Linked DNA regions of Homo sapiens: region 2 is linked to region 1. A link is an interaction called in ENCODE POLR2A ChIA-PET data of the cell type or tissue named here. Cell type or tissue: Panc1. All regions are shown on one strand. Region 1 has its middle 76 kb from the start of SPP2. Region 2 overlaps SH3BP4 (SH3 domain binding protein 4).

Region 1 (5,000 bases):
TGATTTTTAAATGTTCTCATGGATTTAAATACCATTTTTATGCTGAAACACACCAGATTTATACCTCTAGGTAGGATCACTCTTCTGAGGTCTAGACTCACATATCCACAGTTGATATTTCTAGTTGAATGTCGCACAGTCATTTAAATTTAACATATATAAAACAGAACTCTTATTTCCCCCAACTGACCATACCCCCAAATGGATCCCCTCACATTTTAATTTAAAGCAGCACCATGCAGGCAGGGCTCATGTCAGAAGCAAAGAAAGAAAGAGAGTGAGAGAGAGAGGAAGGGAGGAAGAAAGAGAGAGAGGGAGGGAGGGAGAGAGAAAGGAAGAAAGAAAGAGAAAGAAAGAAAGAGAGAGAGAGAAAGGAAGGAAGGAAGGAAGGAGGGAGGGGAGAAATGAAAGAAAGAAAGAAGGAAGGAAAGAGAAAGAAAGAAAGAAAGAAAGAAAGAAAGAAAGAAAGAAAGAAAGAAAGAAAGAAAGAAAGGAAAGAAAGAAAGAGAAAGAAAGAAAGAAAGAAAAAGGAAGGAAGGAAGGAAAGAAGGAGGGAAGGAAGGAAGGAAGGAAGGAAGAGACTGTATCTCAGCAAAGAGATTCTCCTGCTGGCCTTGAAGAAGTACCAGCCATGCTGTGGGAGGCCTCTGGAGAGAGCCACATGGCAGGAAACTTCCAGTGCCCTCTTGGAGATCCTGAGAGCAGCCCCTGCTCGTAGCCAGCAGCAAAACAGAAACCAACTTCAGCCCTAGGGGCACAAGATCAAATCTGTCAACAATGGGAGAGGGCATGGAACCAGACTCTTCCCCAGTCAAGGACCCAGATGAGAACACAGACCAGTTAGCATCTGGACTGTAGGCTTGTGAGACCCTGAGCAGTGAATTCAGCTAAGCCATGGCCAGACTGCTGACCCATGGAGACTGTGAGATGCTTTAAACTGTTAAGTTTGCTCAGTTTGATAGGCAGCAATAAAACACTAATATAGGGTGATGTTGAGTAATGGACTGAATTTGTGATTCATGTGACGATTAACATTTATATAAGCTTAAATATACTCCAGAAATACAAAGACTATTATTATACCTGTAGGAAAAGGAATTAGAAAACTCTCATGGAGTATAGCATAATGAATTCACTCAACAACATGTAATTAAATGCAGCAAAGTTCATTTTGGGACTCTTTACAAGACTTCATACCTAACATTTTAAGCAGACATCAGCACACAACAAATCATAATTTATCAAGCTACAAAGACACTTCAAGTATCTAATTTGTTAATAAAATCTCACATTTTACATCTCAAATAATTGTCCCAAATTATTACGATATAATTACTCTATATTTTAGTAATAGGAAGGTACTCATTTTATTTTCTTTTAAAGAAAGATGTTTTGTATTCTTTTATGGTTATTCAGGTGTGGCCACCAAAGGGGACAGAGGAGACAAAAATAACCTGTGAATATAATATTCACAGGTTCGAGAGACAGGAAGCACAGCACATCACATAAGGCCACATGGGAAAGACACCAGGATGGTCAGAGGCAGAAGACATGAGGTTTAGGCCACTGTCTTTGTTTGGGTTTCTGAAGGAAAAGCAGGGTAGGGCAGGGCAGCAAGAACAGTTTAGTGTGTAGTTTAGTTTAGGATTGGCTAGTCTGAATAATTGTAGCAGACTTTGCACTATCGGGTCTCTAATTGCCTAGTACCTGGTCCTAGGATGATTAAGGCAGAAGAATATTGACTCCGGGGATATTTGGGAGTATAGATAGGTAGTCTCAGCAAGGGTTAGGTGCATATCAGAGGCATGCTCCTGGCTGGGCTGCTTAGTATCTTTAAGAATTGGCTACCTTGGCTGGGCGCGGTGGCTCACGCCTGTAATCCCAGCACTTTGGGAGGCCGAGGAGGGTGGATCACTAGGTCAGGAGTTTGAGACCAGCCCTACCAACATGGTGAAACTCCATCCCTACTAAAAAAAAAAATACAAAAATTAGCCAGGCATGGTGGCACGTGCCCATAATGTCAGCTACCCAGGAGGCTGAGGCCGGAGAGTTGCTTGAACTCGGGAGCAGAGGTTGCCATGAGCTGAGATCGCACCATTGCACTCCAGCCTGGGCAACAGAGGGAGTCTCCATCTCAGAAAAAAAAAAAAAAGAATTGGCTACCCCAGGAGGGGCAGTCTCACCCAGCCAGAGAAGTTTTTATATACAGAAAATTTAAAAATATTTGCAATACCAGAGAAATAACGCTTAAATATTGGGGTTAGAATAACAAAGGAAAACTAGCTTATATTTGCAATGGCTTCATTGCACCTCTCACTTTAAAAATCTATAAAGATAGTCAAATACAAAAAGGAAGAGCCAGAAGTCAATATCAAGGTAAAATTTCTGCCATGGTATAAACTCTGCAGATGGGTTGAGAAACACATACTCCATCGTCTGAAGTGGAAAAAAAGAAATCTAATTCTCTACAATTTTCTGCTGCTGTTTTTTTTAAAAACAATAAAAACAAACAAGAAGCCAAAACAGCCAGGTGGCCACCTGTCAGTCAGCTCTGCAGACGATTTCTTCTCAGTTAGGAAGGCCCAAAGTTCATCACTCTCCCCTAGCCCTCCCAACGTGGGCTGGTCTCTCCACACCTACTTTCATAGACTGTAATTCTCCGCAGGCCACAGGGTGGGCAGGGCAGGGAATGCACCAACGTGGCTGCTTTTGGGGTATCTCTAACAATAAGCAGAGGTAGCATAAAGCCAGGAGCCCTGAGTACAGAGGAATCCCGGCCTGACACTCACCCCTCTAGGCAAAGACTCACACCCTTCATTGAACTCACTACCAGTTTAGTCAGGACAAATGAAATGGCTGTTGGTTCAGGACAGGAGTCAACATCTATCTTGCACTAGCAGGAACAAGAATCTATCTTTGCTGATGCTCTAGGCCTGCTGCGGTGCAGATCTTCACAGCAACCTTAGAAGGAACACCCTGTATTAAGGGTTTCTCTGTACATAGTGGACTGTAACCTAATTGGACATATAAACAGGCTATAACCTATTCCTGTGCCAATCACGGAGTTTCAGCCCATCACAGGCCGCCCACTGTTCACACTGTGTTCCAATAAGGCAACGCGGAGCTACAGCCAACCTGGCCGTTTTCTGTCCCTCACTTCTGTTTTCCATAAGTCACTGGCCTTTTTCTGTCCATAAATGTTAACCAACCATGTGGCAGCCACAGAGTTGCTCAGAATTTATTTTAGTTCTGGGGGGTGTCCGATGCATCAGTTGTTCTTTGCTCAATTAAACTCTGTCAGATTTAATTTGTCTAAAGTTTTTTTTTTCTTCTTCTTCTTTTTTAAACACTCCATTCTGTAGATCTCAGAGCTAGTAAGTGGCTGAGTTGGGGTCTGAATCCAGGGCCTGGGCTTTTAACCACTGGGCCATATGGATTCCCAGAATTGGAAGTGCCTAAAAATTCTTGCAAATTGGCCATATATATATCTCCATTTATATCCATTTCCCAATTATATATATACACACACATATATCTGTAGTTGTCTTTATGTTTAGATCTGAGAGCTGGAAGCTGCCAGACTCTAAAAAGAGAGGGGCAAAATCTGTTCCAGCTGTCCTGTGCATTGACAAGCACTCAGCCTAGGTAGAATTCTTTATTCTCCATTTCTGAATGAACAGGAACAAAAAAAAAAAAGAAAGAAAGAGAAAGAAAGAAAAAAACCTACTCCTGGGCCCTCGTAGCTTCTGCCTCAAGATGGTATGCAAATGACGATGCAAGTAATTAGCATTAGTAATTAGGAAATGTGTTAGAGACACTGACGACCTCTCCCACAGATGCCGTTTGCATCCCCAGCAGCAGAAAGATTTGTTTGCAAATTACTTTCCACCAAGTCTATTAGAATTTCGTTTCTGGCCTATTTATTTATTTATTTATGCCACACACAATATTCAGGAATCAATTTATTGCTGTCTGGAGATGACTTTCACTGATGAGGACAAAGTCGTTTCCCGTCACTCTTAATACTGTCATTAGCATGAATCCTGTAGTCTCACTAGCTCCCCAGGAGCTGCTGTTTTTGACTCCTCATTGAGTGATTTGCAAATTTAACCTTTGCTATCTGAGATCTCACCAGGTCTCTCCAGGAGGGACCTGGGTGTCTCCCTAGGAAACTCTGATACTGACATGCCCCTGCCCCCACCCCACCCTGCCCCTGGACACCATCCCTGCGCCATCACGCCCCTCTCACCTCAGCTAACAGCTCAGGGTTTTTCTTTCCTCGATTCTAAACCTGCCTTCTTCAAACTCATGCCTTGGACTCCTGGTTCCAGGCCTACACAGAATATGCCCAGGGGATCACCTGGAGTAGTGGAGAGAGAATACATTTTTGATTCAGAAGCCAATCAAGTTATTTGATACAAAACATGTCCTCCCTGAGCCCTTTTTTAAGAAAATCCTTAAAAACATTTGTCTAGTTTATATCACAACCATCTTAGTAAACGCCATCTCCCAATATTACATAAATGCAACTCCTTCTAAAAGAGTTTACTTGCATTGTTCTTATTATGCTATTTCTTTTAAGTGTCCAAACAGAAAGAAGATGTAAATTTGTTACGCTTAATGCCTTTATCTACTCCACAATCAAGACAAATTGACAAAATGATTAGAGAAAGCCCCGGGAGAAGAGCTGGACTGGCACACCCTGGAGGCTGGTGGTGAGGGGCAGGGACAGCAGCAAGAGGCTGGCAGCTTGGACAGCCACCACAACCCCCAGGGACCCCAAGCCCACTAGGGGGTGTGTGGTGGGTGGTGAATACCCCCAGGTTCAATCAGGGGGCCCATGAGAACCACCCTCTCCTCCCACTGAGGACTCCAAAAAGGAGCAATTGGGCAAGAAGACACCAGGAAAAGATGGCACTGCCCACTAATCAGGCAGTGGGGGGCTCAGGACATAGATGTGGCATCATCAGAAAGGAGGCATGTCTCGTTCATTGATGGGT
Region 2 (5,000 bases), 830 kb before region 1:
ATTACAGTCTTGCGATCAGCAGGAGCCATGACAAACTCTCCCCTTAGTGAACCCAGAGGTCCTGAAAACCAAGTCTGTGCTTTTACCAGATGCCAGATCCAACTGCAGTCCATCTTGTCACAGCTGATCAAGTGACACAGCCACAAAATCACTCTGGACACCCATGACGACATGACCCTGGAGAAGCTTACAACAACAGCTCCGAAGCTGAATGCATGAAAACCATCACTCATCCCCTTCTAGGAGGGAGTGGGCCCTGAAGACCTCCCAACGGAAACACCTCCTGGACTCTAGAACATACAGTTACTCCCAGATGTTAATGCTTCTGAAGCTGGCATGTATGTGTGCATCCTAAAACTGAAGTATGCGTTTAAGGCATCAACATTACTCTGTTGACCCACCCTCCCACTCCAAAAGCGCAGAACGCAAAGCACGTCAGGATCTGGAGAAACAGAAAGCATTCCCCCAAAAAGGATGGGAACAAGTACGGCCGCTCTTAAAGTTCACCAAGTTTTATACAACAGATTCTGGAACTCTTCCCAACGTCACTCCCTTTTGAGGTGCTTTTCTGTATAGTAATTATACAGTCACCCAACAATTAATATAATTATAAGTTCTTCATAGATTTTAAGCACAATAAAAGTAAAAGATTCATTCAAATGAGAAACTTAACATGCATGGAAAAATCTATATATCAAAGATGTTCATTGCAGTGTTGTTTATAATTTCAAAATAACTGGGAAGTGTCTATTCACAAACACTTATTAAACAAACAGGGTACTGTACCTGTACCTATACAAACCTGACATGAAAAATGAGGATGCAAATCTGTATTTATTGATCTGAAAATATGTCAACAATTTTAGATAAAAAGCTATTTTTAAAAGCATAGCATTGCCGGGCGTGGTGGCTCACGCCTGTAATCCCAGCACTTTGGGAGGCTGAGGCAGTTGGATCGCTTGGGATCAGGAGTTTGAGAACAGCCTGGCCAGCCTGGTGAAACTGTGTCTCTACTAAAATATTAAAATTAGTAGAAACTGTGTCTCTACTAAAATATTAAAATTACAGGCAAGTGCCTGTAATCCCAGCTACTAGGGAGGCTGAGGCGGGAGAATCGCTTGAACCTAGGAGGCGGAGGTTGCAGTCAACTGAGATTACATCACTGCACTCCAGCCTAAAAAGTCTCAAAAAAAAAAAGCATAGTATTCATTCAATAAATACTTATTGAAAAATTGCTATGTGCCAGGTACAAAGGCAAGACCACTCACTGTCTCAGCCTGTTTTTGTTTGGAAGCTCTATACTTCAAGCGAAAATATCTGAAAGACGCATATGAAAGTGTCCAGAGTGGTCATCATGGGTGGTAGAATTCCACTGATGTGATTTTTTTTCTTTTTACATTTTCTAGTGTTTCTAAAACAAACATGTACAAACATGTAATTTATTCAGTAATTTAAAATACATAAGCAGAAAAGGTTTTTTTATTATTATTTTTTTTGGAAAAGAAGAGGCCAGGCACAGTAGCTCACACCTGTAATCCCAGCACTTTGGGAGGCCAAGGCGGGCAGATCACTTGAGGTCAGGAGTTCAAGACCAGCCTGGCCAACACAGTGAAACCCCCATCTCTACTACAAATACAAAAATTACCCGAGCGTGGTGGCATGCACCTCTAATCCCAGCTACTAGGGAGGCTGAGGCACAAGAATCACTTGAACCTGGGAGGCGGAGGTTGTGGTGAGCTGACATTGGGCCACCGCACTCCAGTCTGGGTGAGAGAGGGAGACACTGTCTCCAAAAAAACCAAAAGCTGAAAGAAAATCACAAGGAACAATTCTGAAAACAACTCATATGTCTACAAAGTACTTACAGTGAACAAAAGATGTTATCACCTCCCCACCCCACCCAAGAAGTCAGGGCAGGTAAAGACCTCTTGCAAACAAAGGCACAGGGGCCTCCGGCACTTGCTGCTGGTCCTTCTATGCTACCTGCCAGAGCCACACTCCACCCCAGGTCTGGGGACCTGTAGCCTCATCAAACACATCCCCCTCCTCACCCCCACCCCCACCCCCACCACCCCACCTCCTCCAGGAACTTCAGGAACTGGGCAAAGTTGGCATGGATGAGCCCTAAACCTTATTTAGACACTTAGGACTGCATCGAGCCCCTGGTCCACACCTACGAGCTTTTTAAAGGTCAAGTTGAGCATCAGAAGAATATCAAACCCTTACACTCTGTTCAACTCAGATGCTGGAACATCACAGAAATTCTATTAACTCAGTATCTAAGAATAAACTATGGTACATGTACACAAGACAAAAGAAGCAAGGCATGATGAACTGCACGCTGACAAGCATGGGGCTCAAAACCAACATGGAGGCCGGGCGCAGTGGCTCACACCTGTAATCCCAGCACCCGGGGAGGCTGAGGCAGGTGGATCACCTGAGGTCGGGAGTTCGAGACCAGCCTGGCCAACATGGTAAAACCCCGTCTCTACTAAAAATACAAAAATTAGCTGGGCATGGTGGCGCACACTTGTAATCCCAGCTACTTGGGAGGCTGAAGCAGGAGAATCACTTCAACTCAGTGGGTGGAGATTTCAGTGAGCCAAGATCGCACCACTGCACTCCAGCCTGGGCGACAGAGCAAAACTCCATCTCAAAAACAAACAACAAACAAACAAAAACCACAGGGACAATGATGGAGCCAAATCCACAGCTAGCAGTACAGTGGCATTGAGTGTGATCTCATTTAAACTGCCCAACTCCAGGAGCGAAGTACGATGGTCATCATTTTAGAGATCAGAAGGCTGAGCCTCAAAGATGTCCAAAAATGTGACCGAGGTCATAACAGGAAGAGAAGCCAAATATTCGGACACAGACAGGTGTGTGGGGCTCAGACACCCCCTGCTCTTTCCCACTGTGATGTCCCCGCAATGAACCAGGTCCCAACAAAGAGCCATGGAGCTGCCACTGGAAAAAGGAACTTCTCATATTGCAGTCTGTGAAAACGTCATTCCAGCTATTGTTCCCTGACAATGGCTGGGAAACAAAAAACAATGTAAGAAGAACATGATACGTGAGCCATGTAATTCTTACCAAGGATCTTCCTCCATACAACAACTTTCAGTTTTGCAAATCAGGCTGTTTCAAATTTGATTGATTTCGAAGAAACAGCTGTGTACAGAAGTGTCTCAGTGCGTAACACAGGGAAAAGGCCAACAAAAATGGGAAGAATCCAAAACCACGGAAAAATCCTACATTACACAGTGCAACTGAGCATTTCAAGTGTGTGCGCACGTGGCCCCAAACAGTTGCGTCTGCTTTCCCCCAATTCAGCAGTTCTGAAAATCACAGGTGGCTCCAATAAGATACACATATAAGCAAAAATGGGCACTAAGTGAACTCTTGGGATTCTGTTTGTGATGACTAGCCAGTGCCTGATCTCCTGATGTCACCCAGAGTCAGCACCCCCTCACACAGGCCTGAAATGAGACCAAAATTCAAAATTGTGTTGATGTCCTAGTCCCACACTGTAAAGGAGAGAACCAATGGCTGCTGCTCTGTACTGAACCGGAACAGAGCATTCCTCTTACAAACATTTGAAATATCGATTCCTCAAACCACAAGATAAAAACAAAAACCCAACTTGCTAGAGGGGATATTTGGGACAGGGGTAAGGAAACGTGAGACCAGACCACAGCAGGAAGAACCACAACCATATCTGTATTCACCACTTTGCAATGGGGCATAGGCCCTGGGCCTAGCATTCTACATGAATTATGTGTAAGTATTACATCAGCTCCAATCATTATTTTCAGTTAGATCTGAATACCGTACCCTTATTTCCCATTTATGCACAGGACACATACAAATATTTGACGGCACTTGTACATCAACTATGATTGTTAGCAGGATTTAAAAATGCTTAAATGTACATGCATTTTAATAATACTCCATTTATCTCTTAATCTTAAAGCTTTTAAAAAATCAAATCCTCGCCGGGCAAGGTGGCTCATGCCTGTAATCCCAGCACTTTGGGAGGCCGAGGTGGGCAGATAAACTGAGGTCAGGAGTTCAAGACCAGCCTGGCCAACATGGTAAAACCCCACCTCTACTGAAAACACAAAAATTAGCCAGGCATGGTGGCATGCGCCTGTAATCCCAGCTACTTGGGGGGCTGAGGCAGGAGAATCACTTGAACCCAGGAGGCGGAGGTTGCAATCAGCCGAGATCGTGCCATTGCACTCCAGCGTGGGCAAGAGTGAGATTCCGTCTCAAAAAAAAAAAAAAAAAAGTCAAATCCTCTTACAAAGGGCAACAGTGGAAAATGGGTAAACAAAGGCAAGGTAAACCTACCTGAATTAAAAATTAAATTGCACAGAACTACGGGGATGGCCACTGGACAGTATTTATAAGTAAGCCGTTTATTATTCATAGGGAGGAATTACTTCTATCATATATTGTAAGTTTTACTGCCAAGATGTCAAGAAGAGAATATTGGAGTTGTCACTACATGGCTGTATGAAGTCACCACCCTAAGTTTTCACCTTGTCCAGGCTCTCTCTCTCTCTCTGCCAGCTCTTTCATGCACTGGGCATGGTGTCTGAGGGGCTCCTGTGTATGGAGGATGCAGAGATAATAAAATGCAACTGCCCCCAAGCAGCGCCCTGCCTAGGGGGACAACAGACAGGTAAGAAAGCTAGGACACAGGCAGACCCAGGTGCAGGTTCCTCGGGTGTGTCTGAGAAGGCAGTGTGAACTGGGCCTGGAAGAGCAAGTGAGTCTGCTGAATTGAGTCTTAAGGACAAATGGGCCCCCCAGCCAGCCCTCCACAAAGGCTAGTGGGAAAAAGTTGCAGATGTTATGATCTGAGAAAGCATTTGGGGAAGGTCTTTTAACCAGCTGCTCCTGGTGATCAGCTATTCACACCCAATGCTTCCCTCTCAGCATCTGCGGCCACTCCCCACCGCACGGGTACCCCAAGGAGAATTTTCCGCCCCTGC

Evidence for each region. ChIA-PET counts read pairs that join two places held together with the same protein. Peaks named below come from ENCODE experiments on the same cell type or tissue, not always from the same donor. Only the 100,000 strongest peaks of a DNase experiment are listed, where the experiment ranks them.
Region 2: POLR2A ChIA-PET joins it to region 1 with 8 read pairs; 2 of 35 experiments call an interaction of 5 or more read pairs at or near these places.

The regions. Positions count from the first base shown.
Region 1 is chr2:234,124,511-234,129,510 of GRCh38, reverse strand. No RefSeq gene overlaps it. Among named protein-coding and RNA genes, the nearest start is that of SPP2, 76 kb to the right of the region's middle. In Panc1, no CTCF peak of the experiment used is centred here; no DNase peak of the experiment used is centred here; H3K27ac peaks cover 973 bases.
Region 2 is chr2:234,958,945-234,963,944 of GRCh38, reverse strand. All of the region lies in intron 1 of SH3BP4 (SH3 domain binding protein 4), which reads right to left. Among named protein-coding and RNA genes, the nearest start is that of SH3BP4, 9.4 kb to the right of the region's middle. In Panc1, no CTCF peak of the experiment used is centred here; no DNase peak of the experiment used is centred here; H3K4me3 peaks cover 429 bases; H3K27ac peaks cover 4,867 bases.